Linked DNA regions of Homo sapiens: region 2 is linked to region 1. The links are chromatin contacts, found by Hi-C in ENCODE. All regions are on one chromosome and are shown on one strand. Each heading gives the region's core, a stretch centred on a gene start or an enhancer-like site at or near the end of the contact. The rest is flanking DNA. Distances are from core to core; before and after follow the strand shown.

The links. A loop is a pair of places that touch in the nucleus more often than their neighbours do. Pooled maps may share reads with other maps.
Region 2: a loop to region 1 is called in a map of CD8-positive, alpha-beta T cell, with 8 times the contacts of the local background. The contact joins the enhancer-like site here to the promoter of CCDC93 in region 1. A Hi-C loop is called at or near these places in 2 of 168 maps with a recorded cell type or tissue (CD8-positive, alpha-beta T cell and naive thymus-derived CD4-positive, alpha-beta T cell) and 6 of 50 pooled maps.

What each region holds. Positions count from the first base shown.
Region 1 is chr2:118,012,148-118,016,569 of GRCh38, reverse strand. It overlaps CCDC93 (CCC complex scaffolding subunit CCDC93), which reads left to right and starts at 2,500. Exons shown (of 24, transcript NM_019044.5): 1 at 2,500-2,616. The coding sequence starts at 2,575. It also overlaps the pseudogene RN7SL111P. RefSeq lists silencers at 2,293-2,492, 2,963-3,012.
Region 2 is chr2:120,176,132-120,180,553 of GRCh38, reverse strand. EPB41L5 (erythrocyte membrane protein band 4.1 like 5) reads right to left here. Exons shown (of 25, transcript NM_020909.4): 25 at 1,435-4,422. Among named protein-coding and RNA genes, the nearest start is that of TMEM185B, 45 kb to the left of the region's middle. RefSeq lists an enhancer at 3,321-3,420. Within about 2 kb of position 2,538, at least 2 of the 41 ENCODE cell types and tissues checked have a DNase peak (open chromatin) inside an H3K27ac peak, as active enhancers do.

The sequences.
Region 1 (4,422 bases), core at 1,251-3,750:
TCTGACCTGGGCCAGTTCACCACTCCTTAGGCAACCTTGCTCCCTGGAGGTCACTGTATTGATACCAAACTTAGTGCAGATCTCTGATTGGCATAGCTTACTAAAGCCCAGAACTCCTGGGCTCAAGCGATTTTCCTGCCTCAGCCTCCCGAGTTGCTGGGACATAAGCAGGTGCCACCTAGCCCTGTTCAAACTTTCTTGACGATATTATGGCTGTTTTGCTGAGATTTTTTTTTTTAAGCATGCCCCATGCCCCTCAACTCTGTTACTGTCACTCTACACCTGTTGTAACATAGGACAGTTTCTTTTTTTTTTTTTAGACAGAGTTTCACTCTTGTTGCCCAGGCTGGAGTGCAGTGGCACAATCTCAGCTCACCGCAACCTCCGCCTTCCCAGTTCAAGTGATTCTCCTGCCTCAGCCTACCAAGTAGCTGGGATTACAGGCATGCGCTGCCACGCCCGGCTAATTTTGTATTTTTAGTAGAGACGGCATTTCTCCATGTTGGTCAGGCTGGTCTCGAACTCCCAATCTCAGGTGATCCACCCGCCTCGGCCTCTCAAAGTGCTGGGATTACAGACATGAGCCACCGCGCTCGGGAAGGACAGTTTCTTACTGAGGAAGTTAGCTACTCATGCTTATTTAAAACATTGCAAAAGCATTATAACAGGGAACTCAGGGTGTGGCCTGAGTCCTGTTATTCTCCAGGCTGCTATTATATACAGCTGTTTAGGCTTGCCTGCTATGTGAGATCTTACTACCTGTTCCTAGGCATCAGTACCTGTCTGGTCACTCAACAGTGGCCACAAATTATTATCACTCTCCATTCCCCATCAACCTATACCATTTCAGTGAATGACAGTTTTAAAACTACAAAAACAACACATTTGGGAAGTTATGAGAGTAGAAATTGAAGTTTATTGGCTTCACAAAGGATAAGAGCAAGATATACCACACAGGAGGGTTCCCATCTCAATACCTTAACTTGCATATTCAGATTATTCAAATTATTGGGGACCAGGGTTTGGGGATCGTGCACAGCTTTGAGTAATATTTGCTAGTTATATTTAAGAACAAAATGGCATCCTTAGGGCAGTTCCAACTATTTGTGAGCTCTGGCTCCAGACAAACCTCTGTCTGTCAGGATGAACTCCAGGAGGAGTACAAAAGGTGCAAAAATAAAATAAAATAGAAAACATCATATATATATACACGTATATATATACACACATATATACACGTATATATATATACACACATATATATATATACACGTATATATATATAGTTTTTAGACAGGGTCTTGCTCTGTCACCCAAGCAGGAGTGCAGTGGTGTTATCATAGCTCACTGCAACCTCAACCTTCCTGGCTCAAGCAATTCTCCCACCTCAGCCTACCGGCTAGCTGGGACCACTGGCACCGGGCTAATTTTCTTATTTTTTGTAGAGATGGAGGTCTCACTATGTTGCCCAGGTTGGTCTCCAACTCCTAGGTTCAAGTGATACTCCCGCCTCGACCCCCAAAGTGCTGGGATTACAGGCATGTGCCACCGCGCCTGCCTACTCTTTTAAAGACGCTAGGGATGCAAAGAAGAGACGAAAGCAAACACGAAACCTTTTTGATCTCAAGGAACTAAAGGTCTGAGTCTGACACTTCCCATCCCACACACATATACAGAGGGAAGGATCTCTTCTCCAGCAAAAGTTTTCACGAAAGTCATCTCTTTCCTCATTGCTTAAAAGAAACAAAAAGCCAAGAAGCCGTTATGGAGCGGGTGTGGGGGCCTGTGACCTTTTGTCTAGTTGCCATCCTCCGGGACCAACAAGGGGTACATCAAATAAGGGACGCGGCGGCTCAAATGACATGAACATAGGAGTCCGCATTCTCTGAGATGTCATTCCTCCAGGAAGACCCAGGAACCGTGAATAGGGCGGGGTGGTGGGCAATATCTGAAGCGAGGTTTCCTGGGAACGCGATGCCACTGGCCAGGACGCTGGAGAGGGCAGCGGGCTTGAAGAATCCCTTCTCAAGGGGTCCGTTCCTGGGTCGTATATGGAGAAGTCTGTCCAAGCGTGTGTCTGTAAGGTCTAGAGCCGGGCGTGCATTCAGAATCCTCAAGCTCATCTGTACTTGGACTCTGACCCTGAAGCGAGGCGGTTTCCGAAGTCTGATTCACCGAGGGGACAGGACCTATTTGGGGCATCCGATGGCAGCGAGAAGAGAAGGGAGCCGAAATGCAAAATATTCTCAAGATGCAGGAGGAACCCCTCTCAAAGAGCGCCACGGAGAAAACTTCAGAGTACGGGCGCGATGATCCAGCACAACGCCAGGACCTGCAGCCCAGCCCACCTCTCCCCGGGCTGCTGTGGCGCAGGCGCAGTGGCGCCGCGCTCCGGCCCCAGCGCGCATGCTCTGCCCGGCTGCGGCGCTTCGGGCAGGCGGCGGCGGCGGCGGCGGCGGCGGCAGAGGGAGTTTCCGCTTTGTACTCCACCCCGGTAGCAGCTCCGCGGCAGGGACAGCTTCCTCCGGACGCTTGGCGGGCTTCGCTCTCGCCTTACGACAGCCCGGTCGGATCATGGGGTTGCCCAGGGGGCCGGAGGGCCAGGGTCTCCCGGAGGTAAGAACGCCTCCTCCTTCCCTGACACGTCGGGGTTCCTGAAGAGAGGGCCGAGCCGCGGGGCGGCGGGCTGAGCGGGCCCTGGGTGCGTTAGGGGCGCCCCGCCCCCTTCCTCAGGCGTATCCACCTCAGGGAAGCGCCGACCCTCTTCTTGGAGGCGGGGAGCAGGTACCCCTGCATGGGCAGGGGGCGGCGGGCGGGTGAGGACAAACTTAAGCCGCTCCCGGGTCTCTTGGGGCGCAGGTGGCCTTCCTAGCCCGACACCTGCTCTGACGCAGCCCCACGCGCCGCGGGGTCCTGGGCTCCCACCTTTCTCCCTGTCCGGGACGGGCTCCCCCACCCCGCGCCGCAGGGCTAGCCCCGAGGGCCGAGGCTGCTGGGCGCTGGAGTCACGAGACCGCTCTCCGAGGCGGTTCGGGCTCGGGTGGTGACCTTGGGACGTCTACCGCCACCCCGCAGAGTCCCGGCGGCCCGCCCCACCCGCCTTGCTGTCGGGAGGGAATGCCACCCTCCTTGCGTGGACCCGGGCCGGGGCGGCGGGAGGAAGTTTGGGAGACTTGCGCGCACCAGGGAGGTGTCCCGCTGGGTCAGCGCGCCGGGGCGTTCGGGGTGGGACGCACTCCAGGGGTGCTGTGTGGCGGGGGACCCGGCTCTGGGCGGAAAGGCTGCGGCTTCTCCAGAAGAGGGCGGGGTTCTTTTCCAAAGGTGTTTGTTAAGTACTCACTTAGTGCTAGGGAGGGGGTCATGAGTGGTTTGCGGATTTCCACGTTTGCTGGGAATACAGGGAAAGTGTATTCATTTTCTTTTGGCTGCAAATACCACTTAGCATCTCATAGGTAGTTTGCATCTGTCGTCCCTTTCAGTTGATTTTACTCAAAGGCTAGTCTAGTTTACTGGATTCTGGAGAGAAATGGAAGCCACGCCGCACCTCTGCCTTTTTCCTAAGGTTCTGGAGCAGGCATTGGGCAGGGTGACTGCTTGCTTGACGTGGTGAGTCGTCCCTTCACACTTACCTGCCAGTGACCAATGTTACTCCTCTGCATTCCTCCCAAATCCTCAGTTCTTTCATATCACAAGTATCCACTAATTGAGGGATCACTGTGTTCTGTGTCCAGAAGCTGGGAATATATATAGTCTGAAAGGACAGATTTGTTTGTCAGTGTGTGCTCCCCGAATGCAAGTCCATTTTGTTGTCTTAAGAAAACCTGACAAGCATAATGTTGTCAGAACCCCTGTATTAGGTAAAATCTTACATGCACGTTGCCTGGGATGGGACCCAGGATAGTGAACAATAGGATTTGTACTGTGACATTTGAAGTTTTCTTTTTTGCCACTTCTGTATTCTAGGCTCTCATCAAGTTTTTGCCTGGCCTTTTGCTGTAGACTTCTGTCTGGTCTCCCACGTTCTACTTTAAATCCGTCCAACCCAATATTCCACAGTACTATCAGTGGAGGTCTTTCTGGGGGGAAAATAAATAAATTAATTAATGAAGAGCAACCTGCTGCTGTATGTCCTTCGTTTAAACTTTCACTGACTGCTAAGAGGCCACACTCACCAGGTCAAGCAATAACTTATCATCATTTAGTTCAGAAGCTAGTAAATATAAATATGGATAGTCTGTGTTATTAGGATGTCACTAGACCAGTTAATTCATTAAATTCATTCTTTTTTTTTTTTTTGAGACAGAGTCTCACTCTGTCACCGAGGCTGGAGTGCAATGGCGTGAGCTCGGTTCATTGCAACCTCTGCCTCCCAGGTTCAAGCAATTCTTATGCCTCAGGCTTCCCAGTAGCTGGGATTGCAGA
Region 2 (4,422 bases), core at 1,289-3,788, 2.2 Mb before region 1:
TAGGGAGCCAAGACAAGCAGTGCTGAGGGAAGATGTCCTGGATGCACAGACTTGAATTTCCATCCCTAGCCATGTGACCTAGGGCAAGTTCCTGTCCCTCTCTTGACCTTATCTACATACTGAGGGGCTGGGACTGGTAATCTTGAAAATCAATTCCTGCCCTAACATCATGATTTGCTAGCTTGAGAGCATGTGCTGACTGTTATCCTTGACTGGTGCACTTCAAGTGTGAAGGATACGCCAGCCTGGGCTGCAGAGGGTTCCCTGCTGTGGGGGAGGGGCTGCTCTGCCACCCCGCTGGTCTCTCCTCAGGACGAGCCTGGGAATCTAAGCACAGTGGGCTGAACATCTGCTGGGACAAGGATGGGGCCAGAGACAGATCACTCTGACTCACCACCCTGCCACCAAACTAATGGTGAGTTCTTTTTCTTGGGCCTGACAATAACCTTAGTGACCTGAGATCTGTACCCTCTTAGCCCCTCCAGGCCTGGTGCTGGCCACAAAAGCCCATTCTGGGTGACACAATGGGTTTATTTTTTGGTTATTTTGGTAGCCCAGTATCCATTCCCCTTCCTTCTGGGGAACCACAGCCTGGCCAGGGTGCCCTCTAAAGGCAGCACCTGTGGAGACACCATCCACACTCCCTCCACCTCCACTGCTGCCCATCCTCCATCTTCCTGTCAGTCCTTATCTCTCCAGTGAGTTGTTTTCGCTACTTATTGGTGGCTTTCATTACTTATTGCCAAAAACTTCCTCTTAGAAGAGCTCCTGGTACAGGTGATTGCATCTGGGTTCCAGCCCCTCTCCATACATCTCCAAAAAGCAGAGAAAAGCTCCTTAGTTTCCAGGGCCCAACTGGGCCTCTCTCCCAGGCAGAAAACAGAGGGGAGAGGGAAAGAGAAGACTTCCAACTTTTCTCAGCTTTGCCAACACCCATATGGTGCAGTATGACTCTGCCCAGCAGAAGTCCTGAAACCAACCCAGGTGGCACTGTTCCTCGCTGGATGGTGCAGTGCAAACCCAGAGAAGGCTGGGGACTGGTGGGCGCCAAGAGAAGGAGAAGTCAACACCTGCATACTCTACCACACGCTGTGACACACACTTCATGTGCCATTTCAGACAAAAAACCTGAGGTATTAAGCAGTAGAGCCCAGATCCGATGTCCAAAGCTGTGGTGATACTGCACCATGCTGTCCTTGGAATGACCACCGTGCCTTCCAGGATATGCTGGGGATGACCAATGAGGTTTTCAACCTTTGAAAATGCCCCTACTCCCAAATTTACACCACAAAAACATGGAAATCAACCTAAAAACAGTGCGGCTGCTTCTGCTCACTTCCTCAGGTTTGTACCAACAGTGGATCTGGTCTAACTCTGTTGAGGTCAGCATGTAGGAATCACAGTTCCAAGAAACAGAAACAGTGCACAAAAACATGAATGTCTCACGAAGGTTTATTTGAATAGAGTTACATCTAGAGTTCTCATTTCAGTGTACAAACAACTCAGTGCAGTGTTTCTAATACAAGTCATATAAAACTGGAACACACTAAATGAATAGTGCACTTGATAGAAAAATAAATTACACTTTAAATGCTACTGCAAAGTTTTACACATATAAAAGGTAAACACAAAATAGTTAGTGAGACCCTCATAACCACTTATCATATCCAGATAAGGAGATAAAAGGGGCAAAGGAATCTGTGCTATAAAAAAAAATCTCTCTGAAGAGGAGAAATCCTGACAAGTAACTGAATGATCATCTCAAGCAATGTGGTGACATAGGGACTTACAGATCGTATCTCTTAGAACTGGGAAGGAATCATAGCTCTACCAATGTGTTAACACAACCCAGTTCAGCTCAGGGCAAATTTCTATAATTCAAACAAATGTCCTCATACTAACGCCTAATATGTAGGAAAAGTTTCCAACTTTCTTCTGACCACTGAAGAGGTACAGTGTTTAAATTTTTGAGAGGATAAAAAGGACAAATAATCTAGAAATGTGTCTTCTTCAGTCTGCAGAAGACCCCAGGTCTCCAAGCAACCACATGGTCAAGGGCATGAATAATTAAAAGTTGGTGGGAACTCACAAAGACCCTCAGAGCTGAGACACCCACAACAGTGGGAGCTCACAAAGACCCTCAGAGCTGAGACACCCACAACAGTGGGAGCTCACAAAGACCCTCAGAGCTGAGACACCCACAACAGCACCTCGTTCAGCTGCCACATGTGTGAATAAGGATGCAATGTCCAGAAGTGTTGGCTGCCTCCAAGTGACAGGTAACACTGCAGAACCTATCTGAGGACCTGCCAGCCTCCCGTTTCACGCAGCCACTCTGCTGCTCTACAAAGTTTCACATCAGGGGTCAGCGGCTTTGTAAAGGGGACTCCGCAGGAACACAGCTGTGCTGGGGCTGCTGCTGCTGTACTGCGCCAGCAGAGCTGAGTGGGACAGTATTTACCATCTCTGGTCCTTTACAGAACAAGACTGCTGACTCCTCTCAATGACAAGACAAAAACTCTGCTTCTCGAGACTCTTACTTAGAAAAATAGCAGATTTTTCTCTCTGTGACTGATAAATAATTCTGCTAACAAGACTTCTGAAGGAAATCTTCATTTTGGGGCTTAGCTAAGAGAAGAAGAGGTGCAAGTTTTAGCCAGAAGTGAGAAGCATAAGATAACAAGTAGTCCAGATCCAAGAACCCAAGAACAACTCAGGGCTTTCATCCTTAAATCTCCATAGGATATCTGTGATTGTACAAAGGCAAAGGCTAGAGACAAATGTTAGGAGACTATAAGAAATATTTTTAAAAGTTTTTTCTTAAAACAATGTATAAATGTTAAGGAAGTAAGCACACAAGGAACAGAATCATTCCTCTGTTCAGCAGTGTCTCCTGAAGAGTAGGAATGAAATGACCATGACCTCCTGTGTGTCAAAAGATGATGCTACTGACATGTCACAAATTAGGTCTCACTGATTAATTTACAAGTTCTCAGGCAAAGTCTAGAGCAGGTAACTGAAACCTTCACGTCTTATTTTAAACCATCCTGTCAACTCCCACTTCCCCTATCAGGGCTATGAAATGGACTGAGTTGAGGTTCCTCTCCTGTCTGCCCGCAGGGAGGCAGCACTATCTGCTCCCCGCCACCCCACCGTGCTCCGTCCGAGGCGTGCACGGCAAACCCTCAGCAGTGCCCCCGGCTGCCCCTTCTCCAACCTCAGCCCAGTCTCACCAGCCTGCTTCTCACCCACTATCATCTCCAACCTTTCTCTTTGAACCCATCAAGGATGCCGGCACACATGCCTCTCTCTTCTCAAGAGACAGACATCTCCCCTTCCCTACCTGCCACATTCGTAGACCACCTCAGCCCTGCCTCTCCCCACCACACTGTTCTCAGGGGAGCAGAACAGGAAGAGCTGTTACAGCAGCTCTGCGCATGGCAGCAGCAGCAGCTATGACAGGAAACCAATCCCCAACACGCATTTAATCTGTCGGGGCCAATTCAGCATTCAAGTATGAACTTCCGTGTTTGCCACTTCATGTCAGGGCATGAGACAAAGTTTCCTCTGAGCTTGAAATTCAAGTGAATTTTAACAAAGTCCCTACCAATATTCTAACTGTCAAGAATACAGGTATCCAACGACATAAAGGTCACAGACTATGTCCAACTACCTAATTCCTAATTTTAGGAAGTTTAAAATAAGGATGTTGTCACCTCCTGAACTGGATGGGAGATTTAGGTCTTCCAAGGCATAATGCCTCAGCTGCTCTGTGGTGAGCAGCACAACGGTAACCCTGTAGGACATCTACGGTTGCCAAGACACTGAAAATTTGATGCTCATTCCATCATGTCCTGGGTCAAGCCCCTGGTTCTAGGTGTCACCTTCAGCTTTGAGAAAATATGTCCTATAATTAAGAACTGGCAAGAGCCCCACCAGTGAAACTCAGAAGCTGTTTTTAGCATAATGGCTAAGGGGAGGCAGCCAGCAAGAAGTGTTGACTTTCCTTCTGCAAAAATGTTTTGTGCAAACGTGGGTTCCAATCACTACAGCTCCCTGGGAAACAGTGCAAGATTAAAATTCCTGAGCTTTCCAGTCAGACACTAGTGTGCGTTTGCCTGGACACACGATTATGTTATAAGGAGCCCAGGAAAGTCCAATCCATGAAGTTTTAAGGATCTAAGACTGGATGTTCTTTTATGCTAAGCAGTACAAATTAGTGCTTAATTATATACATATTGCAGGACAGAAAACTAGAAAGCAAATTCCAGGAGGTATAGCTTAAGATCAGTTCTCCATAACGAGGGATTAACAACTTTACCAATATGGTTTCCACATCATCCTTCTTCCCCATGGCAACCGAGGTTTACCTTGTTCATTCGAAAATTATAAAGCTAAATAGCGTTATTTCTGGGTATTAGA